3 separate regions of the Mus musculus genome follow, and regions 2 and 3 are each linked to region 1. Evidence: chromatin loops called from intact Hi-C (ENCODE). Cell type or tissue: left cerebral cortex. All regions are shown on one strand.

What was found. Peaks named below come from ENCODE experiments on the same cell type or tissue, not always from the same donor. Only the 100,000 strongest peaks of a DNase experiment are listed, where the experiment ranks them.
Region 2: it touches region 1 in a loop (2.4-fold over the local background); 4 of 42 quality-filtered maps call a loop at or near these places.
Region 3: a loop joins it to region 1, with 2.6 times the contacts of the local background. A loop is called at or near these places in 5 of 42 quality-filtered maps.

What each region holds. Positions count from the first base shown.
Region 1 is chr4:136,366,305-136,374,304 of GRCm38, reverse strand. No RefSeq gene overlaps it. Among named protein-coding and RNA genes, the nearest start is that of Gm31295, 17 kb to the left of the region's middle. In left cerebral cortex, a CTCF peak has its summit at 4,387 (motif pointing left); DNase peaks (open chromatin) are centred at 310, 622, 4,376 and 6,297; H3K27ac peaks cover 597 bases.
Region 2 is chr4:136,420,791-136,428,790 of GRCm38, reverse strand. It overlaps Htr1d (5-hydroxytryptamine (serotonin) receptor 1D), which reads right to left and starts at 4,179. Exons shown (of 2, transcript NM_001285484.1): 1 at 4,041-4,179. In left cerebral cortex, a CTCF peak has its summit at 3,666 (motif pointing right); DNase peaks (open chromatin) are centred at 3,596 and 7,050; H3K4me3 peaks cover 983 bases.
Region 3 is chr4:136,598,882-136,606,881 of GRCm38, reverse strand. Kdm1a (lysine (K)-specific demethylase 1A) reads left to right here and starts at 4,159. Exons shown (of 20, transcript NM_001347221.1): 1 at 4,159-4,650. The coding sequence starts at 4,297. In left cerebral cortex, CTCF peaks have their summits at 4,032, 5,703 (motif pointing left) and 6,841 (motif pointing left); DNase peaks (open chromatin) are centred at 4,105, 4,744 and 5,245; H3K4me3 peaks cover 1,935 bases; H3K27ac peaks cover 1,117 bases.

The DNA of each region.
Region 1 (8,000 bases):
CCCGTCTCCCCACTGTGCATCCCAGATGTCTGTAACTCTAGTCCTGGGGGATCTGATGCCCTCTTTTACGCCTCCTCAGACATCAAGCACACAAGTGGTGCACAGACATGCAGGCAGGCAAGACATTCATACACATACAGTAAAAATAAATAACCCTTTAAAAATGCTGAGGGTGGCAGTCAGAGCAGTGTGTGTGTGTGCACGCCTGCCTAAGGATAGCAAGGTCATGTTACTGGTACAGGCTTCCCCCTCCCTGCCGGCCCCTCATCTAGAGAATGTGCAGACAACACCCACTTCAGAGGCTCACACGGCTTCTCCCACGTCCCTTTCAGCTCTAGACGGATGCCCCACTTTCCACGGGAGAAAACGCAGCTGAGAGAGAAGAAAGTATGTAAGGGACTCCAGCATCAGGATGACACAGGAAAGCCAGGAGATCTCTCCCAACCTCCAGCCCTCAGCAGCTCCTCGCCATCCCCAGGACAAAGCACAAAAGTTCCCCCAACCTAAGGATAAAATATTCCACCTATTATTCTTGGGGGACAATTATGGCGCGTTTCAGGTTGTGTCAATGATTGCTTACTATTGCTCTGCGACTCCAAATAACTTTAGGTTCCCATAGCAACATGTTCAGCTTTGGAAGCTGACATTGTTCCCTAATCCACGTGGGAAGGAGCAATAATGGCTTCCAGAAAACTCATAGCAAGTGGGGGAGACCACATCAGGAGGTGGAGGGTGGGGACAGTGACCAGTTATCAACGATTTTGTCTGGCCAAAGACAGTGGGCTTTCCTCCATCAACAATGAGCGCCAAACCCATCAGCCATCCTGGATGGGACCACAGCCTGCTGAGACTGAGTCTTCTGAGAACATGAAGCCTTTCAATGTTGGCAGGACCAAGGCCAGAGGTGAAGGCCCTGCGACCTATCATGTTTGAGAAATGTCATAAGTCCTCTAAAGAGGATTTCAAAGAAAAGATGCTTGGAATTCAAAGGAAGTATGTTGGCAGATAAATATAATGGCTGACCACAAGCTAAATTATCTGAGGGCCACGTGCTGATGTATGCATTCACCATTCCTTTACTCAAGATACCTGACAGCAAATGTGCAGGTTTCCCTGCACCAACTGGTGACCAATTCTCCATCTCCCAGGACACCAAATGTCCAATGACTCAACTCTGTCAATGCATGAAGCACAGACCTGACGTGGAAACCTAAGAGTTCTTTGGAAAGTCAGTTGCGTCGGATGGTGCTTTGCTGGGACAAATACGTGAAGGGAATGTGTGTTCCTGAAGTGGACTCAGGTGAAAGGAGCTTTTCTTCTCTTCTCTTTTCTTTTCTTTCTTTCTTTTTTTTTCCGAGACAGGGTTTCTCTGTGTAGCCCTGGTTGTCCTGGAACTCACTTTATAGACCAGGCTGGCCTCGAACTCAGAAATCCACCTGCCTCTGCCTCCCAAGTGCTGGGATTAAAGGCATGCGCCACCACTGCCCGGCCGAAAGGAGGTTTTCTTAAATTGGATGAGTGAAGGAACATTTCTCTGAAGTGGATACGGATGAAAGGAAGTTTCACTAAGGCAGACTCGAGAAGGAACGTTTCACTGAAGCAGACACAGGAGAGAGGATGTTCTGCTAAAGCAAGCACGTGAAAGGACATGAGATGAAGGATTCTTCCCTAACGACATTGCATTGGTCTGCTTACATTGCGTGGTTGAGCTCCATTTGTCAGGTCTCCATAGAAATGCACCAAAACACTTCTGGTGGTGTGTTGCAGCTTCTTGCCACTTTTCAAGGACCCAGGCTGATTGGCAGAGTGATGTCAGCTGAGACAGACGCACGTGCACTGACAGCAAATGTGCAGGTTTCCCTGCACCAACTGGTGACCAATTCTCCATCTCCCAGGACACCAAATGTCCAATGACTCAACTCTGTCAATGCATGAAGCACAGACCTGACGTGGAAACCTAAGAGTTCTTAGACCCGGGGAGGGCAGGTGATATTTGGAGGGAGTATAAAAAAGGACAGTGATGGAGTCTGGGCTTGGCTTGCTTATAGAGCTAGCTGTGCCATGCTGGTCGCATCTTCACTGAGCTGAGGGATGCACTGCTGAAAACTTCTGGTATTTCTCTGGGTCCCTTCTGCTGACTCGTGCTAAGGTCTGGCTGTTCCCGCTAGGTCATGGTCATGTCATCTCTGCTACTATCCCAACACTACTGAGTTGGATTGCTGATGTATCCGTGAACTGTTTGCGAGTGGATCGAGCTGCCGCTGCCTGCTAATCTGTGAACTGAACCGCGGATTTCCTGACAGTGCAGATGAGACTTGCTCCAAAGAACCATTTCTAAACAGGTTCACTTCCCCCATATCCTTTCTTTTCCACTACCTCTGGTGGGTGGTGGGCTGGAAGGGAAAATAGACATTGAAAAAAATTAAAGTTACACAGACCCAACAGGATGAGGGTTTAGTCTCACAAGTCTGTCCAATGTCAAATGTCGGTCCCAGGTCTTTCTGGACTGGCCACAAATGCAGTAATTTGCCAGATGGGGGTCACAGGAAAGCAACGTTCTTGCTCTTGCTGATGTATTATACACCAGAACAGCCAAGTGAAATTGATGCCTCCAGCCAGGGCAGGGGGCAGAGCTTAGATGGTTGATACTCTAGGAAAACCGTTCCTTCACACCAAGGGAAGTGCTACACATTTCTAATGTCATTGTCCAAATACATTTAATGATTTATTTATCTTATGTACATTGGTGTTTTGCCTGCATGTATGTCTGTGAGAGTGTGTCGGATCTCCTGGAATTGGAGTTACAGACAGTTGTGAGCTGCAGTGTGGGTGCTGGGAATTGAACCCAGGTCCTCTGGAAGAGTTCTGAACCGATGAGCCATCTCTCCAGCCCACTATCCAAATTTTTATAGAAGTCAACCCTGAGTCTATTAGTGGCCCTCCAGTAAGTTGCCATATTAGCACATAAGCTCAAGTGTGATTGAAAAGGGGATTTCTTTTTTTTTTTTAATATTTCTTTATTATCTGTAAGTACACTGTAGCTGTCTTCAGACACTCCAGAAGAGGGAGTCAGATCTCGTTACGGATGGTTGTGAGCCACCATGTGGTTGCTGGGATTTGAACTCAGGACCTTTGAAAGAGCAGTCGGGTGCTCTTACCCACTGAGCCATCTCTCCAGCCCAGGGGTGTTTCTTAAGAATGTGACAGTATCACCGAGAAAACTGAAAGTCTTTCGGAGCACGGGTCCAAAAGTTTCAGAAAAAAATAATGGAAAGTATTTTTTAAAAGATTTATTTGTTATTTTATGTGTACGAACACTGTAGCTGTTTTCAGACACTCAGAAGAGGGCATTAGATTCCATTACAGATGGTTGTTGTGAGCCACCATGCCATTCCTGGGAATTGAACTCAGAACCTCTGAAAGAGCAGTCAGTGCTCTTAACCGCTGAGCCAAGTCTCCAGCCTCGGAAAGTATTTCTTTTGATTGAATTGGACTTAAATTATTGAATCACATCTTGCTTTTAATGGGAACTAGGAAACTTTTTAAAAATACCCCATTACTAACATTGCTTGGTGTTTGAAGATTATTTTTGTGTCATTTATGTAAAATAAACATTCATAGACCAGAGTAGAATTAAAAAGTGACCTTTAGCCGGGCGGTGGTGGTGCACGCCTTTAATCCCAGCACTTGAGAGGCAGAGGCAGGTGGATCTCTTGAGTTTGAGACCAGCCTGGTCTACAGAGTTCATTTTAGGTTAGCCAGGTCTACACAGAGAAACTCTGTTTCAAAAACAAACAAACAACAAAAACCCTGACTTTTAGCCAAGAAACTCAGCATTTCCAAAATAGATAGAACCCTGTAAATTGGTGTTTTTGTGCTAGGTTATAGTCAGGTCTGGTACATGACAGGCAAAGGATTCTACCACTCAGCCTCTCCAAGAAAGACAGGGGTTTGTTTTTTTCCTCCCTCCTTCCCTCCCTCCCCCTCCTCCCTCTCTCTTTTCTTCCTTTCTTTCTTTTTGAGACAGGGTCTCTTGTAGCCCAGACTGGCATTCAGCTTCCCCAAGTAATTAAGTTCCCCTTGAACTTCTGGTCCTCTTGCCTCTACCTCCCAAATTCTGGAATTACAGGTGTGTATCATCATGAACGATTTAGACAGGCTAGTGATTGAACCCAGGGCCTCATGCATGCTATACAGTTCATAATGTATTGGTGGAATATTTCAGGCTTAATGCTCATTCTGTCAGAGTTCAAAATGGTGAACATCAAGGGAGATGAGACTTCAGAGAAGTCTCTGAAATGTGAAGAGCACTATTTTCTGTGACACGAACAGGTGGTTCTTTGTTCTAGAAGCCTGTAACCCTTGTACGTAGCGCCTCCTTGTGGCTAAAATAGGCAACAGTCTAACTTGTCTTTCCTATCATATTTGTGTCTAGGGAACAGTATAACTTGTCTTTCCTATCATATTTTTGTCTCCTTTTTGGAGAATGTTATCTTTTAGCCTTTTTTATTTTTCCCCAGTGTTTCTAGTTGTCCAACAAATATTTGTAAGAAAAATCTATCATACTATAGAGTTAAGGTCTGGGAATCCAGAATTATGATACTGCTTTATGCCCCACCCCCAACACCATGGATTTGTATGAAGGGTGTGGGGGGAGGGTGTGGGGGTGTGGGTAGGTGGGTGCTAGGACATCTTCCATGCTAGGTAGGCACTCTACAACTAGGTTACATGTCTAGCCCCTAGTATTAGTTTGGAACACAGATTCTGACAGAAACTAACATTAATTATCCAAAAGGCCCAGAGACACACTGCCTTCCAATCAGTAGGCAATAGAGGATGGAAAAGGGCACTTTCCTATCCCATATTGTAGAAAGGTGTTTGTGTGTGTGTTAATTAGCTTAGCACACAGAGTATCCATGATGTATGTGTTCTGCGTTGACTCTCCTTTCTGTCAGCGGCTGAAGTGCAGGATCAATGCCAGCAGACCCAAACTCGCCTCAATATTTCAGGAAACACTGAGCCCCAGAGTCCAGACAATGACAGACTGTGACAGAGATGATACGGAAAGAGTCTCAACCATCACAAGAATCAAACATGTGGCTGGCTGCCTAAGCAGAGGTGCAGCGAGGGGCGGCAGGGGGTGGGGTGGGGGCGAGCTCTGGAATGACTGCTTTCATTTCCACCATAAAATAGCTGGTCCGTGACGAGCTGCTATGAGAAGCTTCTGCCTCCGATCACTGGCTCTCTCCGAGTAGAGGGCAATCTAAAGGCTCGATTCCTGCTCCCTGGCATTCCGTGGCAACAGACAATCTGAGTGCTACTATTCTAGTTCTGAATAATGTCTTCATGAAGCTAATTTAATTTGTTTTTTCTTTTTGTAGTAGTGGGGATCAAATGTAGTCTTCTGCGTGCTAGGCAAACATTGTACTCAGGCCCCTGCCCCACCGTCTCATAGTTAAGATGACTCAGTCAGCTTGGTCATTTAAAGGGAAATCTTCCTGTGCGGAACGATGCCTCTTAGAGGCTAGAGGACTCTCCAGTTTTCACAGCTCTAACGAAAGGTAAAGGGAGGACCAAGGCCTTAAGCCAGTGGTTCTCAACCCGTGGACCGTGACCTCTTTGGGGCAGAATAACCTTTTCATAGAGGTCACCTAAGACCACTGGAAGTCACAGACATTTACACTACAATTCATAACCATAGCAAAATGAGTTATGAAGTAGCCATAGAAATCAGTTTGTGGTTGGGGGTCACAGCATGAGGAACTGTATTCAGGGCAAGGGGAAGGTAGAGAACCACTATCTTAATTGAAGGCCCAGTTCTGGTGTCTGCTTGTAAGCTTATTACGTAGGTGACTCACAGAAATACTGCCCCTTTGAGCCTTGCCCTTTTAAAATTGTGGGGTTTTTTTGTTTTGTTTTTTTGTTTTTGTTTTTTTTTTTAGGGCAGGGTTTTTCTATGTAGCCTTGGCCATCTTGAAACTTGCTTTGTGAGTTGTGCCAATCTTAGATGTCATCTGCTTCCTCCTCTCTGTGCTGTTGTCCTCTGCCACACCTGTCTGTGACACCCAGTGGCCCAGATCACTGGGATGCTAGGCTAGTGCTACCTTTGAGCTGTGACCTTGACTGTTCCCTTGCTAACCCAGGGAGGGACGACTCAGCCGCAGCTGCTTCCAGCAGCAAAGCAACGCTTGTTTCAGAGGGAAAGCACAGAGCTTGCCTTAGAAGCTGACTGAAGGCAGACTGAGCTGGCAAAGGAAGCTGATCAAAACTACACACACAAGCTGGTTACTGTAAGTGTGTATAATCCCACAGGGTTTCAGCATGTTGGCTATTATGTAATAGGCTTGTTTCCTGATTCAACCTTCCTAGCCTTTATCTCATCTATAAAATGGAAAGACAAGAGTTGCAGTTTTCAAGGGATGATGCGAGCAATGGATCTCAGTGTGTGACTGTGTATGTAAAGATGCTGCTGTAACATCTTATATAGCCGTATGTGCTCACGTAACTTATATATGTTGTGATACAGCCATGTGGCACTGTGATGGGTCACCCCAGTCGCCCTCCATCATACTGCATGGGTGCCAGTCATTTTACTGAGACTATGAGGTTAATAATTTTTGACAAAAATGTAACTATGAGGCTAGAGTTTTGTTTTGTTTTCCCTTGTGATGCCGAGACTGAACCCAAGCCCTTGGGGATGTAGGCAGGTGCTACCTGTCAGCTGTATCATAGGTTGTCTTAGAGCTCAGTTTTAAACGTTATAAAAATGTAAGGTCAATGACTTGTATGAAACACATAAACTAACGAGGCATAAAGAATACTTACAGAATTACCATGCTGACAAAAGGCAATGACTGGGGTGCTCTTTTCATGCCATACCTCCTGGCCAGTCTGCCTTCCTGGCTTTGGTTTATAGCTTTGTGACATGTGTGGAATCACACTGTGACTTGTTGGAATCCTCGGTCACCACTGCTTATAAGATTCACCTAGTGTTGGGACCTCAAGCACACTGGCATTATCAACCTGTGGTGGTTTGAATTTGCTCAGCCCATGAGAAGTGGCACTATTAAGAGAAGTGGTCTTGTTAGAGGAAGGGTGTCAGTGTGGGGTTGGGCTCTGAGGTCCTAAGCTCAGGCTACACCCCGTGTGTAAGAGGTCCTCCTAGCTGCTTGCAGAAGATATTCCTGCTGCTGCCTTTGGATCAAGATGGAGAACTCTCAGCTCTTTCAGCACCGTGGCTGCCTGCATGCTGCCATGCTTCCCACTGCGATGATAATGGACTGAACCTCTGAACTGTAAGCCAGCCCAATGTTGTCCTTTATAAAAGTTGCCTTGGTCAGGGTGTCTCTTCACAGCAAGGAAACCCTTTTTGAAATGACTGTAGTCAGTTCAGCCATTAGAAGCAGATGGCAGATGAATGGCATGGCATAGTGCTTGCATGGCATTCATGAAGTGCTGTATTTATCCCTGGGAACACACACTGGCCTAGTTGTTTTCCTGTTGCTGTGGCAAACATCATGACCAAAAGCAACTTGGAAAGGAAAGGGTTTATTTCAGCGAATACTTGCAGGTTATCCAACACTGAGGGAAGCCAGGGCAGGAACTGAAGCAGTCACCATGGAGGAATACTGCGTACTGAGTTGACTCAGACCCTTTCTTCCTTTATAAAGATATATATTTGTATGAGCAGTTTGCGTGCAAGTATGTCTGGGCATCTTGTGTACGACTGGTGACTGCTGAGATCAGGTGTTGGATACCCTGGACCTGGAGTTATGAACAGCTGTGAGCTGCCCTAGGAGTGCTGGGAATCAAACTTGAATCTTCAGCAACAAGAGCTTTTAACCTCTGAGCCATTTGTCCAGTTCACAGTTTCCTTTTTTATACAGGCCAGGATACCTGCCCAGGGTGGCATTGCCCACTGTAGCCTGGGCCGTCCCAAATGAATATTTCATCAAAAAATGTCCACAGATTCACCCACAGGCTAATCTGATGGATTGGTT
Region 2 (8,000 bases), 54 kb before region 1:
ATTCTACCCTTCTTAGACCTGTTCCCTCATCGCTAGTAATCTAAATGCCTTGTGGTGAGTCTATCTGACGTCCCTCCCTGTAGGAGCTCAAAACTCAGTCAAAGTCAGGCAGTGGTGGTGCATACCTTTAATCTCAGCAGAGGCAAAGGCAGGTGAGTTTGAGGCCAGCCTGGTCTACAGAGAGAGTTCCAGGACAGCCAGGGCTACACAGAGAAATTGTGTCTCCAAAAAAACCAACCAACCAACCAACCAACCAAAGAAAGAAAGAAACAAACAAATTCAGTCAAGTCCTGTCACTCAGACTACCTCTTGGCTGACCTCCATATTGCTGACCAAACCCTGGGCCTTGTGCCTGCCAGATAAGCATGCCCCGATTGGCCTCAGACCGGACACCCTCATGCCTCTGCCTCCTGAGGCATGGGTTCACAGGTGTGTACCACTAGGACCAACTTCTTACTTAAATGTATTGTTTTTGTTTTCTTTTGGCCAGAGGACAGCTTGAGGTATCCTTCCTCTTTCCACCATGATGTTCCCAGGCCGACAGGCTTGGCAGCAATGCCCACTGAGCCACCCTGTCAGCCCCTCTTGATGCTTTCTGGATTGGGGTGGAACCCAGGGTTTCATGTATTCGAAGCAAGCACTGTGCAGCTGAGCCCCCAGCCCAGCACCCAAACTGGTGCTTTCCCCCTTTCTGCTGTTTCCCCCAGTTATCTCATAAAAAGGAGAAAACAGAGTCCCTCCCCACACACACCATGACTCAACAGCACCATTGATAGCCTTGGTCTCTGTATCTTCCACCCTTCCAGGTTCTGTTCCCTCTCCCCACATATTTGGGACATTCGTTTGTCTTACATTGGACTGCTCTGTCTGCCTAAAGACACAATATCTCTGCTACAGATGCCACTTCCTCTGGAAGCCCTTCCCACCCACTCTCTGAAGAGTCACATGTAGCACAGGCTGGCTTTCAAGTAGCTAATATAGCCAGGAATGATCTTGAACTCCTGTCTCTACCTCCTGAGTGCTGGGACTACAGATGTGCACCATCATGGCCCGTTGTATGCAGCACTAGGGATCAAACCGGGCCCTGTTAGGCTTGCTAGGCAAGCACTCTACCAACCGAGCTATATTCCTAGTCCCCCAATCTCTCTCCTTGATCTCCTGACTTCAAGTCTATTTGTGGCTCCTCCTGTCTATGGCTAGAAGCTCATTGAAGATAATCCCACTCCCTACCCACTCCAGACTGCATCACTTGCAGCCAATCTAGAATAAGTCTGTTTATAGGACCCAAAAGTACCCAAAAGAAATCAGCAGCATTGGGTCCAGGCCTGGCTAGAGGGCTGGCCTAGCATGCACAGGCTCTGAGTTTGACCCCCTCCAAGACCTCACCCCCTACAATAATAATAATAATAATAATAATAATAATAATAATAATAATAAATGTTAGTCTCCCTTTCCCCATGTTCTCTCCCCCCCCTTCTCTCTTTCTCTCTCACTTTTGTTTTTGAGACAGTCTTATTTTGTAGCCCAGGCTAGCCTCAAACTCGAGATCCAACTACCTCTGTGTCCCAAGTGCTGGGATAATAGGTTTGAGTAGCACTCCGGCCTTCTCCACTCTGTGTATAGTACTCCAATAGCCCCTGATCATCCAGGACAAACTCCAAAGCCTCGCCAAGATCTACAAGTCCCCCAACTGTCTGCCTTGACACCATCACCTCTTTGACATCAGCTCCTACCTGCCTCCCCAGTCAGCACACCACTTCACCCACCAACACTCTCCTCCCTTCCGGTGCTACTCCTGAGATTGCTCTGGCCCTTAACACAAGCTGATACTTTCCACTTTATCTGTTTACTGGCGGTCTCTCCATTGCACACCCCCACCGGGCCCACATAACACATAGCTCTGTCGAGCTCATCATTGTGTCCCCGGTAAGCGGTGGCTTCCCAGCCCAAGAGTGCTCTAGGCTGGAGACATCCACCTATGAGTCATGTGCTCAGGGGTGGTATGGAGAGCCCGAGGGAAGGTGAGATCACCCAGGGAAAGAGGGTCTACCATTCGGGGAGGAGGGCCCAGGGCAGCAGGGCACCCAGTGCTGGGCATACGAAGATGAGCCTGCAAAAAAAAAAAAAAAAACAAAAAACAAAAAACAAACAAACAAAAAAAACCAACAAAGAGGAATATGTGGCCACAGTGTTCACTGTGGAGGGGGAGTCAGGGGGATGGGGACACCTTAAATTGGATCTGGCTTCCTGTATGTTGACCTTGGACCCTGTGGGCCTGCTGTGAGCCATCTCAACAAGGAGGGCTCCCTCTCAGGTCTGGGAATGCCAGCCTCAGAACATATTTCTGTCTGTGTTCATATCACCCTTGCCAAAAAGAAACGTTATCCATCCAGAGAGAGAAGGGACCACAGCAGATCCACTCTCTATCAGGGAGATAGTAAAGGCAAAGAGCCATCTTTATATTCCTGGTCCTGTCATCGGATAGAGAAGAGTGGGGGCCCTAGACCCTGCCACTTATACCTACTGGCCTGGACTCCAGCTTCCAATGGAGTCCTGGTCTCTTGAATAAAGCCCACTTTCTGCCAACCAACTGGGAAATATCAGTGATCAAAGCTCAGCTGCCCAAGTGGCCAGCTTGCTGTTGTCATAAAAGGACCATTATAGGAAGGGCTGAGAGTCTAGCCAATGTCACTGGCATGTAGAGGAAAGCACAGACCTGCAACACAAATGCCACTAGAAAACACCATAAGGTGTTCTCAGCCTTCCTGATGCTGCCGCTCTTCAACACAGTTCTTCATGTGGTGGTGACCCTCAACCATAAAATCATTATTTTTTTGTTGCTACTTCATAATTGTAATTTTGCTACTTTTATAAATCATAATGTAAGTATCTGTGTTTTCTGAACTCTTAGGCAACCCGCACCCCCACCCCCGTGAAAAGGTCGGTCGAGTCTCAAAGGGGTTGAGACTCAGAGTTTGAGGACCACTGCCATAAAGCAATTCCCAAGATGAGATCTGAGGTTGCTACTACAAAGCCTGGCGAGGAAGGCCGAGTTCCTGTCTGAGGTCAGATGTAATACTAGGCAGTGATTCCATTTGATTTTGCAAAGCAAACCTGGAGTGTGGTCGTTGTCACTCTCGTTTCATATAGGAGGGAGCCAATGCTCAGAGGACTAAGCAGCTAAGCAAGTAGCCAGGGCTAGTTTGCTAATGTGGCCAGCCTGAGAGTATTAGGATCTTAATCTCTGATGGTCCCCAAACCCAGCGAGTGGGAGCAGGTGGGGGTGGGGGTGGGGGTGGGGGCCGGGCCGGGGGCGTTGAGTATTACATTCTACAAGTACTGAGACTTTGGGCAAGATTTTTGCCACCTTCTTCCCATCTGCAATAAAGCCAATCTCCCTGAGCTCTCTGCAGTTCTGATGTTGCTCGAAAAGCTAGGATTTGCAGAGAACTTTACCGCGTATAAAAAGGCATCCACGGTCTCTCACCCACTCCCACCAATCCGCAGTGAAGGGAAGCGTCCTCTCCATTTGAGAGATGTGCACACTGAGGCTCAGAGAGAAGCAGTGACCTGCCCAAGGTCACAAGCAAGTCAGGGCCCTTTCCAAACCCGAGCTCCAAACTGGACGCTCCTTCAAGTCCCCTCCCGTACTGGCGTCACCCCTGACCTGGCCGGTAGAGGGCTCCCCGATTCCCTAGGCCGTCACCGGGGCCACCTGGGGGTAGACGTTTCACCTCGGGCCGAGGTGGGGGGGCACTCTTGTCCAGTGGGATCTTCCCAGAGCGCGGGACACGGAGGACGCTCTCCCAGGGTCCCGCAGCCTCCCCTGGGGAATCCCTCCACCCACCCCACGATCCAGGGCTTTGGACAACCATCCGGGATGCTCCCTTCGGGCCCCGATGGTCCTTTGGGACCGTCTTTCCGTGCGCTCCTGTCCCGTCCGAGAGGCGCACAGAGGCGGGACGCCAGGTGACCCATCAGGACCCGCCCGGCTAGGCTCAGCCCCGCGAGGCTGCGACGCCCCAAGCTCCCGCGCTTACCAGCTCCCTGCCGGGAGGTACGGAACAACGCCGTGGGCGCCTCGCACCCCTGAGGGCTGCAGCCCGGCCTCCTCCACGACCCCCGCTGAGCTCCGGGCGCCGCCGCCCTCCGCGCCTGCAGCTCGGGCTCCGGGCTCCTGCCCGCGCCCGCCGCTGCTCCGTGCTCTGCTCCCCGGCTCCTCCCCCGCTGGGCTCGCTCCCCACTCGGCCTCCCGCCCACAGCAGGGGAGGCCCGCCCGGAGCCCCTGCCCCAACCCCACGGTAGGAGGACGCAGGGGATGCGGGTGGAGGAGGCCCACCTGTAGGAAGGAATGGACTGTCCGGGGAAAGTGGACCGTGCCTAGACTCCATCCGCGGGTTCCTCACAAGCTGAGTCTCCCGCCCCCTACCTTTAATTTAGCAAGTATTTATCGATCTGCTTTATATCTGCACCGGCTATGCACTGGGCTTAAAACCATTGTGCAACCCCCGCCCCTTGGGGCTCACGTTCTACTGGGGCGGATACGATGTACTTAATGAGATGACAGATGTTTCAGGAGGAAAATAAAGCAAGAAAGGAGGTGGGGAGTGGACAGGGTGGTCGGAGGCGGTGGGAGGGCGGGGGAGGGGAGAAAGTCTCACCGGGAAAGCAGCCTCTCAGGACAGACCGGAGGTAGGAAGCGTCCCGGCCACACACCAGAGGTGGAATGAGTACAGTTTCCTGCTGGGCAAGCAGAGTGATCCCAAAGTTGGGGCAGCAGATATGACCGCCAGCTCCCTTATTCAGCGTTTAGTAGGGGCTGCGGATGTAGAGAGCCAGAAAAAGAAAGAGAGAGAGAGAGAGAGAGAGAGAGAGAGAGAGAGAGAGAGAGAGAGAGAGAGAGAGAGAGCTGAGTTCAAAGACAGGGAGGGCAAAGACTCCTGCTTGACCAGGTTCCTTACAGCTCCGGTGGACCTGGCCTTCCGTGTCCTTGCCCACCCACTGTGTCTCCTTACTGTTTGTATATTCTCATGTCTTGTTATCACCAGCATCCACCAGTAGACTGGTTATGTGTTCTTGATGAATTGACCCTATTAGCATCATGAAGTGACCGCGACTCTTCATCCCTGGTAAAAGTTGTGTCTTTGAGTCTCCTTTGGGGGGGAGTGCATAGGGAGATCCGGAAACACCCACCAGCACCCACACAGCTGTTTGACATCTGGCACACCAGCACACTGAGAACTCAGCAGCTATTCCACGCCTTGCTTGCAGCGTCCTTCCGTGTCCTTCTATTTGCGCCAAACTCTCTGCCCACCTGGCCCTCCCCTTCCGCCCCCACCCCTTGCTCTCCTGGTCTGTCATTTGTGATTGGCTTGGAGCCTCCATCTCTCTCAGTCTCTCTTTTTTGGAAGGCTGTGATCAATGGTCATTAATAATGCAGAGGTTCTTTTTGTCTTAGCGCAGATCCCAGGCAAATAAATCCACGGCATGAATAGACAGGAGTTATGGGCAGCCACACCTCAATCAGCCGTCTCTCCTCTCTTTAGGCCCTTGGCTCTTTCCCCACACTGGAGATGGGGAGATTGAGCAATGCCAAACATAGGTGGCCTTAATATAGGCTGTGCTACTAGTGTCCTGGCTGAACCCCTGTGGAGGGCCAGAGGGTCCTGATACACAGCCCAGCATGGCAGCTGCCAAGGTCCTACCCTGAGGTCTTGCAGCTGAAAACTACATACTTTAGAGTAGACAGTGGCATGTCACGAGTGTGTGTGTGTGTGTGTGTGTGTGTGTGTGTGTGTCTTTTATCTGAAGCAGCCCTGGGGAAAGATATGCGCAACATAGCTCAGTTGGAAGCATACTGGCCTAGCATGCACAAACACCTGACTTCAACACCCAGCATCTAATAAACAAAGAGTAGCGGCACATGCCTTAATCCCAGCACTAGGGAAGATTAGAAGTTCAAGGTCACTGGCTACATTCACAGGGAGTCTGAGCCCAGTCTAGACTCTATGAGACTGTCTCAAAATAATGATGATGGTGATGATGGTGGGGGGGTGGGGGGGAAAGAAGAGGAAAAAAGGAGGAAGAGGAGGAGGAGAAAGGGAAGAAGAAAGGACAGGAGAAAAGGACACACCTAAAGCAATCAATACCTTCTAATAGCACCTGCTTATAGAACTGCTCAGGGCAATGTTGATGGAAATAGCTATGTGTATGGAGGGAGTTCACTTCAGATTCTCAGTCCTTCCCGGGACTAGCATTTGTGCAAAGTGCCATCTCTGCCGCCCCCCCCCCCCCCGGGAGGAAACCTCCACACAGCTGGGGAGAGCAGAATGTGGGAAGCAGAAGCAGAGGAAGAGGTATACAAGCCCTTGGGTATAGGCACATGGGAGGGGTCACCCTGGCCTTGAGCCTCCAAGACAGGCCAGAGGCATCTAGGCAAGGGGTGCAGAGAAGGTTCCCCAGGGGCAGTCGCTGTGCAGAGGCACCAAACAAACAACCAAACAACCGCAGGACAGGTACTTGCTGCAGAGGCTTTGGATGGGACGGAGCTGTAGGGAGTAAATGACCTGTGCTGGAGGGGCAAGACAGGCAGGCTTAGAGAGGCTTGAAGGCCAGGTGACAGGGACCTCTTTTCACTCCTGGGCTGAGAACTTGAGAAAAAGTGTAAACAAAGGCACGGCCTGACCGCACAGGGCACCTCGACAATCCTGGTGCCCTGACAGGACACAACATGACCGCACAGGGCACCCCGACAATCCTGGTGTCCTGACAGGGCACAGCATGACCGCACAGGACACCCCGACAATCCTGGTGTCCTGACAGGACACAGCATGACCGCACAGGGCACACTGTCAATCCTGGTGCCCTGACAGGACACAGCATGTCCTCACAGGCCACACAGGCAGTCCTGGTACCCTGATACCGAGGGGCTCACTGCCCCCAGAACCTTTGTAGTCTGAATCATTGTCACAACCATAAGGAGAAGGGAAGGAAAGTGAGAGAGAACACTGTGGGGGCGGGTGCGATTCCCAGTGAGCTTCCTGCCTTCTCCAAGCTAACCTCTAGCTTCCGGGAAGCCAACTGCCTGAGCAGAGAGAGGGCTCTGAGTCTCTGGCTAAGGCTTTGACATCTCTAGGTCCTCCCACAGCCTCCTGAGAGGCCCTATTTCTCTTGTTCTGACACCCCAGGTCTTCGCAACCTCTTCTATCCCTACACCCCTGCTCTTTCTCAGCAAGATCTGGCTCTCATTTCCCCACCCCCCACCCCCAGTGTCTAGAAAGCTCTCCTCCCCCTCCTAGCATCAGCATCTCCTCACTGACAGACTGTTTCCTACCTCCTCTGGGTACCAGCCTCCTCCTCCAGGTCCAGCTTAATGACCCCTTTTCTCAGTGGTCCTCATATCCCCGATGCGTAGGACAGTGGGTCCCTCCAGGGAGGCTCACACCAAAGTGGGCTTAGTCATGCAAGGGCAGATTCCCCCCAACTTTGACTCTTGACTTCAGCATTGAATGGCTGCATAACTCCAGATGCGTGTTCCAGTTCTGGAACCTTGGCGAGCGTGTGTCGCATCGTGACCATGGTAAAGGTGCTTACCTCACAAGGTTATAACTGAGGAAGATCATGCTTAGGTCATGCAATACCCACCAGCAGGGAGCCTCGGGAGAGACACTGTGATTCCAATCAGATACCTCACGATTACTCTAAGTCCATCTACTGTGATGACTTCCTGACGATCATCTGCCATGATGAGCTCCTGGCTGAGCAAGCCAAGCCTGAGTCATCTTGCTACACCCAAGGCCTAGGACTACTCTGGCACACTATAAGCATTCACTCAAAGCTAGATGGCTGGGCACACAACGGGAGAAGAGGGCTGGGCATGCAGATCAGCTCGGCTAGCATACACCAACCAACCCTTGGGTTTGATTCTCTGGCACCACACAAGCCATTCATGGTGGTCCATGCCTGCAATCCCAGCACTCAGGAGGTGGAAGCCTGAGGAT
Region 3 (8,000 bases), 230 kb before region 1:
CTTCATGGCCTCTGCATCAGCTCCTGCCTCTGGGTTCCTGTCCTACTTGAGTTCTTGTCCTATCTTCCTTCCATGATGAACAGTGACCACTTTACTTCCAGAAGTGTGAGTCAAATAAACCCTTTCCTCCCCAAGTTGCTTTTGGTCATGGTGTTTCATCATGGCAGGCAATAGTAACCCTAAGATGCTGATTTTGGGCTGGAGAAATGGCTCAATGGTTAAGAGCAACTGTTTTGTTGTTGTTGTTGTTTTCTTTTCTTTTTTGAGAGGTATTTCCATGCAGCCAGGCTGGTCTAAGGACGCGTGGTCCTTGTGCCTCTGGCTCCTGGGTGCTGGGATTACAGGCGTGTGTCACCTTACCTGACAGATGTTGACTTTTTAAAAGAGGATAAGCTAGTTGCCTCACTTTGAGAATACCCTCAAAGAATTGGAAGAATCGTCCTTTAAAACATTTTAAACACCAATAACACCGTTGCTTGTTTATTTTCTTATTTATTGCAAGACTGAGGATTTGATCTAGGGCCTCAGGCATGCTAGACCAGTGCGCATGCGTGGGCGCGCGTGCTGTGTGCATGTGCCACCAGAGGTCAACCTTGGGTTTCACTCCTCAAGTCACCCACCTTGCTTTTTGGGATGGGGTCTTCTCAATTTTCTTGAGCTTACCAATTAGACAGGTGGGCTAGGAATCCCCCGGAGTCTGCCTGTCTCTCCTCCAGTCCAGTGCCGGAGAACAGGCGCATACAGCTACGGCTCTATCACATAGGTTCTAGATTGGCTGTGTGTCCTCCTGCTTGTACGACAGGCACTTTACCCACTGTTTTCCCCAGCCCCTCCCCGCCACTCCACTCTGCCAGGTCACTAAGATACACAATCACTTTGAACCCTGACTGAAGCTCAGGCTCAGTTGGAAGCCTGTTCCCATCAAGACCAGTTTCAAAAGCAAGGAGTTGGTGAGATAATTGTACATCTATGTGCGTAGCAACATTATTCATAAAAACCCAAACGGTCAAGTCAGGTGATCCCAGGTGAAGGCGGGAGGATCAGGAGTTCAAGGGCATCCTTGACTATACAGCAAGTTGGAGGCCAGCTTGCGATGCTAAGATCCTGTCTCAAAAAAAGCCGGGCGTGGTGGCACACGCCTTTAATCCCAGCACTTGGGAGGCAGAGGCAGGCGGATTTCTGAGTTCAAAGCCAACCTAGTCTACAGAGTGAGTTCCAGGACAGCCAGAGCTATACAGAGAAAACCTGTCTCGAAAAACCAAAATAAATAAATAAATAAATAAATAAATAAATAAAAAATAAAAAAGGTGTCTGGGAGTCAAGTGTGTGTGTGTGTGTGTGTGTGTGTGTGTGTGTGTGTGTGTGTGTGTTGTATCAGTGAGGTGGCCAAACTTGACGAACTGAGTTTAATTTTTGGGATCCATATTTTAGAAAGGGAGAGTTGAACTTTTCAAATTGCCTCTGACTTCCATACCGATGCTATGGCACCCCCACTACCGCCACACTAAAATAAAAAAAAAATCCTTTATTTATCCCTTACTTATTTATTTTGAGGCAGGTACCTCTGTGTAGCCCTGGTTGTCCTGGAACTCACTCTGTAGATTAGGCTGGCCTCGAACTCAGATATCCACCTGCCTCTGCCTCCCGAGTGCTTGGATTAAAGCAGCAGGCTTTAAAATCTTTTAAAAAATAAGGGAGCAGATTAAAAGCCGAAAAATCTGAAGCAATCCACTACGCATTGATAAATGAATGGATCAATATAATGTGGGGAGCTGGAGACGTGGGTCAGCTGGGACAGTGCTTGCCTAGAGCCATGGTTAATGTTAGTGACAGAGTCGCCTGGGCGTTGGGCCTCGGACATACCTGTGGGGGAGTGTCTTCACCATGTTGACTGAAGTGGGAAGACAGGGCAGCTTTCCCGATGGCCCCTTTCCTGCAGTCCTGGGCTGTGTAAGATGGAGAGAGGAGCAGTGTTTGCATTCATCCCTCCGGGCTTCCTGCTTGTGGATGCCATGGGACCAGCTCGCTCTAGCTCCTGCTGCCTTGGCTCCTCTACCATGATGGTGTACCTTGAACTGTTTTAAGCTAGTTCAAATCCATCGAGGCAGGGAGCAGAACAGTTGCAGCCAGGGGGACGGGAGAGTAATACGCTCACATCTTTTACACCATATATCATATCACCTGCTTATGATGGAAGAGCAGGATTTAGCCCTAGACTTCCTTACATTACGAACTCTTCTCTAAACTGCTCTCTTCTCTTCCTCACAAAGCTTTCTCCAACCCCTCAATATAATTCTACCACACTCACCAATTTTGTTAATTGTGACCATGAAAACATACTTCACACATGGGACATACGTGGTCCTGTGAACACATTTTTTTTTTCTTCCTGCGTACTGTTTTTGCTTTTTGGTTTGTTTTTTGAGATAATGTTTCTCTGTGTAGCCCTGGTCAGCCTGGAACTTGCTCTGTAGACCACCAGGGTGGCCCCGAATTCAGAGATCTGCCTGCCTCTGCCTCCCAAGTGCTGGGATTAAAGTCGTGCACCACCACCTTCAGGCCTAGTTTTTTTTTGTTTTTGTTTTTAAAGTCTATTTTGTTCACAGAGTTCAGTGAATTTTAGTGAATACTCACACCTCTGTAAGCATCACCCCGATCAAGGTATGGAGTTTCCTCCAGCAACCTTCCTCCTGCTGTTCTGTGTTCAACTTCATCACCTTGGAAGAATTAAACAAACCAGCAAAACCCTGTAACAGGGCCCCAAATCTTAGTAGGCTGAAAGATCTTACCACAGTTAACTCAATGGTGGAAATACCATTTAAGCTGTAAAACTTAACACATAGACAGTACCACCTGCCAAAACTAAAACAAAGGCTTAATCCATTTAAGTCCGTAGTTTTGGGAAATGGACTGACCTTGCTTTTTGGCTTCTGTAGTTCTGCTTCTGGCTAACTGAAGCTTTTAAAAAAGTTTTATTTATTATTTCTAAGTACACTGTAGCTGTCTTCAGACACACCGGAAGAGGGCATCAGATCCCATTACAGATGGTTGTGAGCCACCATGTAGTTGCTGGGAATTGAACTCAGGACCTCTGAAAGAGCAGTCACTTCTCTTAACCACTGAGCCATCTCTCCAGCCCCCCATCTCCCCAGGCCCCAAGTAAATACTTTCTATTGGCTTAAACCCATGCCTGCATTCTTCTCTGGTGAATATCTCATAGCCCCCCAACATCCTATACATCTCAACATCTCATGAATAAAACACCCACATTCACAACATTAGAAAGAACTGACCAAGCCGGGCAGTGGTGGCACATGCCTTTAATCTCAGCACTTGGGAGGCAGAGGCAGAGGCAGGTGGATTTCTGAGTTAGAGGCCAGTCTGGCCTACAAAGTGAGTTCCAGGACAGGCTGGGCTATACAGAGAAACCCTGTCTCGGAAAAACCAATCCCCCACCCCCCTCCCCAAAAAAGAAAAAAAGAAAAGAAAGAACTGACCTAGGTTGAAGAAGTGTTATGCGCCTGGAGATGAGAGGCATGGAGGAGGAGGCATGGTGGCGAGCATGTGCAGCCTCAAGAAAGAAAATAAACACGGCTTGGAGGCAAGAGCGAGTCCACTTTGACTCAAACCAGAAATTCCTCATTTCTCTCTATTTTATTACCGTGGAAATTCGTGCACTCTTTATTTCCCCACAGTCCAAGCAGGGCCATTATGAAGCTAGTTTCCCTAGCTCTAGGGATAACTCGGGGCCATATACATTCTGGGCCAGTGCTCTAAAGGTTGAGTTACAGAGCACAGGATAATTAAGTGATCATTAATTAAGTTGTACTTCAGAGTGTTCCCCTGTCTCAATTAGGTAGTAAGCCCTCTGAAAGCCGGAATTCCATAATCCACCCCTTGTCCTGCAGGGAGAGTGAATGTTATTAGTTGAAGTGACTAGTGTATGGGGTGAATATTGAGAGTCCTTGATGAAAACGGTCGGGCTCAGAACCCGAAGTCAGGCGGATATGCTGGGTCGCACTCCCAATCGCAGGGGGCGCTCTAGGTCAGCCTCGCGATCGGAGCTGCGGCGCCGCTCTAGCCTCCAGGACGTCGCTCTCTGGTCTTGAGCCGGGGACAAGCGGCTGCTTTTTTGTCCTGGTGCGGCGGGAGCGCGCAGGGCGCGTGCGCACGCGGGGGTGTTTGGCTTCGCACGGAGCGTGAGAGGTGCGGGGCGGAGAGGCGCGAGGCGGCTGCGGACCCACGGAGCGGCAGACCGATCGGCCCCTGCGGCCCGCGGCGGCCAGGCGGCCCGAGATGTTGTCTGGGAAGAAGGCGGCGGCGGCGGCAGCGGCAGCGGCGGCGGCGGCGGCTGCTGGGACCGAGGCCGGGTCCGGGGCGGCGGGCGGTGCCGAGAACGGCTCTGAGGTGGCCGCGCCGCCCGCGGGCCTGACGGGCCCCACCGACATGGCTACGGGGGCGGCGGGCGAGCGCACTCCCCGAAAGAAGGAGCCTCCGCGGGCCTCGCCGCCCGGGGGCCTAGCCGAGCCGCCGGGGTCTGCTGGGCCCCAGGCGGGGCCCACAGCCGGGCCCGGCTCCGCGACGCCCATGGAGACCGGAATAGCCGAGACCCCGGAGGGCCGACGGACCAGCCGGCGCAAGCGGGCCAAGGTGAGGCCGTGATCGAACCGCTGGTCCCGGGGACCGGAGTGGGGCCGGGGGAGGGGAGGCCCGGCCTTTGTGCGGGGACCCGGTGTATCGGGCGCTGGAGGGTGTGACCCTGATGGTCTGACTGGGAAAGATGGCTTCCCGACGCGTTTGTCTACCTGTGTGTCTGATGTGTGCGGACGGCGGACGGCTTCTGGGTTGTGTACACCGGGGAGATGGGTGTGATGCTCTAAGAGTCAAGCTGCATGAAAAGAAAGAGACTTTTTCTTTGTTTTTGAAAGGTCTTGCTGTACGCCAGGTACGCGTAGACTCTTATTTCTTTCTTTCTTTTTTTTAAAGATAAAATAATAAAATATACAAAAACCAATCGTTTATTGTGCGTGTGCGAGTTGGGGTCATAGGATAGCTCGCCTGAGTCCTTCCTGTCTTTCCGCCATGCTAAGGAATCGAACTGAGGTTGTCAGGCCTGGAGGCCAGCGCTTTCTTGGGGCCCGGGTAGACTTTTTCAAATTGTGGAAGCGAATGAAGAATACCAGTTGGACACGGGGCGAATATAAAGATAAAGATTTGGCATCAAATCCAACACTATCCACAGATAACCTCTGTCTCACACCCCAGTATGCCAGATGGTGCATTTGGCACAGGGCCAGCGTTTTTCGTTTTCCCAAACACCACTGGACTGGTATTGTTAGCTTCATTTTAAGAATGAGTAAAAAGAGGTTTGCAGTTTCAGAGTTTGGTGTTTTGACAAGGTGTAATTCGATATTGAAACAAACAAACAAACAAACAAACAACCCTCTGGGTCAGTAACCTTGCTAAGCATTGGTGTGGCTTTATTGCACAGTATTAGCCTTAACCAGAGATGCTTAATCTGATGGGGAAATTGGAAATACATATGGGTTTGTAATAAATACAAGAAGTAGTCTAAGGGGCTGGAGAGGTGGCTCAGTGGTTAAGACTGCTGACTGCTCTTCCAGGGGTCCTGAGTTCAATTCCCAGCAACCACAACCATCTCACATCTGTAATGGGATCTGATGCCCTCTTCTGGTGTGTCTGAAGACAGCTACAGTGTACTCAGATAAATAAATCTTTAAAAAAGAAAGTAGTCTAAGGATATGGCTGAATGGCACAGGACTGGCCAAGCAGAATTGAGAATTTGTGTTTCTGTTTGTAGCACTGCAAGATAAATACAAGTGTTAAGTAGTGTGACTTAGGTAGCTTCTTGTACATTGTTCTCTCCTGCTGTGCTGGGGAGTTGACTCTCTTATGTGCTAGACAGGTTCTCTACTATAGCCCCAGTCCTCCTTTTTATTTTGAAACTATATTGGCCCTAAATTTATCTTGTGGCTTAAACAGTGCTTGAACTTGTGAACCTCCTGGGTCAGCCTCCCAAGTGACTGGGATTCTAGACCTGCCTCAGTAGGCCTGGTTTGTTTTGTTTTTGATTAACAAATATCTTGTTATGTTGCTCGTAAGATCTCAGATTCCTATGCTCAACACATAGTCTGACCTAGGCTTCCAGAGTGGTCCCTACACTGTGCCAGGCTGCTGGGTATCATTTTCCAGGGCGGTGGGATGTGTTACTGGAGAGCCTTCAGCTTCCTGCTTGAGACCTTCATACTCACTGCTCAGTCATTTGGATTTGGGGGAAAGGCCTGTTGGGGGAGGAGGGATTATCAGACATGCATTAGAAAGGAGGAGTATTGGGGATACTGGAATAGTTTTAGCAGAGATGGAGAGGAAGGGTCAACCAAAACCAATGATGTATGAAAATGCTATAAGGAAACCTACCAAACATGTTCTTAAAATCCACAAAACTAGAATCCTCTTAAAACTGAAGAAAGTGCATGTGGGAAGGCAAAGGCACACAGTGACGCCCTGCCCCCAAGATAATCTGAATACATTTCAAACCGCCTGCGTTAGTTTGTTTGTTTGATTTTATTAAAGGCATTAGAAAAGCACAGAGGTTGACTTCAACCTTGGACATGAAGGAAGGCAGAGTCCAGTAGGAACCCGTTTTATCAAGTCATGTCCAGAAACAGATAACTTAAAAACAGATTTGAGGTCTGGAGAGATGGCTCAGAAGTTAAGATTGCTGGCTGTTCTTCCAGAGGTCCTGAGCTTAATTCCCAGCAACCACATGGTGGCACAGAACCATCTATAATGAGATGTGGTGCCCTCTTCTGGCATGCAAGCATACATGCAGTCAGAACACTGTATACATAATGAGTGAATGAATGAATGAATCAATCTCAAAACAGATTTGAGATAATGTGTCAATGTTGCTTTTAAATTATGTAATCTGGGGCTAGAGAGATGGCTCAGCGGTTAAGAGCAGTGACTGCTCTTCCGAAGATCCTGAGTTCCAAATCCCAGCAACCATATGGTGGCTCACAACCATCCATAATGAGATCTGACACCCTCTTCTGGAGGTCTGAAGACAGCTACAGTGTACTTACATATAATAAATAAATACATCTTTAAAAAACTCATTAAAAATAAAATAAATTATGTAATCATAAGATAAAAACACCACCACAGTCAGTTTAGAACATTTCATTGTTTCCCAGAGACACCTGGGTTTTTTTGTTTGATTGTTTTTTTTTTTTTTTTTTTTTTTGAGACAGGGTTTCTCTGTATAGCCCTGGCTGTCCTGGAACTTACTTTGTAGACCAGGCTGGCCTCGAACTCAGAAATCTGTCTACCTCTGCCTCCTGAGTGCTCTGATTAAAGGTATGTGCCACCACTGCCTGGCTTCTACAGAGGTACTTGTATTCTAGTTGTCTTTTCTCATCTCCCTACCTCCAGCTCCTGGCAATCACTGGTCTACAGTCTGACTGTATGGAGTTACCTGTTCTGAACATTCTCTATGCAGTCTCAGTATATGTGGCTCTTTGATTTTTATTTATTTGTTTGTTTGTTTATTTATTGCCTTTAGTATGGACCTTTTTTTGGGGGTGTCTCTCTCTCTCTTTTTTTTTTTTTCAAGACAGGGTTTCTCTGTGTAGCCCTGGCTGTCCTGGAACTCACTTTGTAGACCAGGCTGGCCTTGAACTCAGAAATCCGCCTGCCTCTGCCTCCCAAGTGCTGGGATTAAAGGGGTGCGCCACTACAGCCCAGTTTTTTTTTCCTGTTATGTATAAGGTAGCTGTGAACAGTAATGTAAAACATGCAACCATGTGTTTTCAAGTCTCTTGTAAGACTGTAGAGGAATTTTTTTTAAAGATTTATTTATTTATTTATTTCATGTATGTGAGTACACTGTCACTATCTTCAGACACACCAGAAGAGGGCATTGGATCCCATTACAGATGGTTGTGAGCCACTATGTGGTTGCTGGGATTGAACTTAGA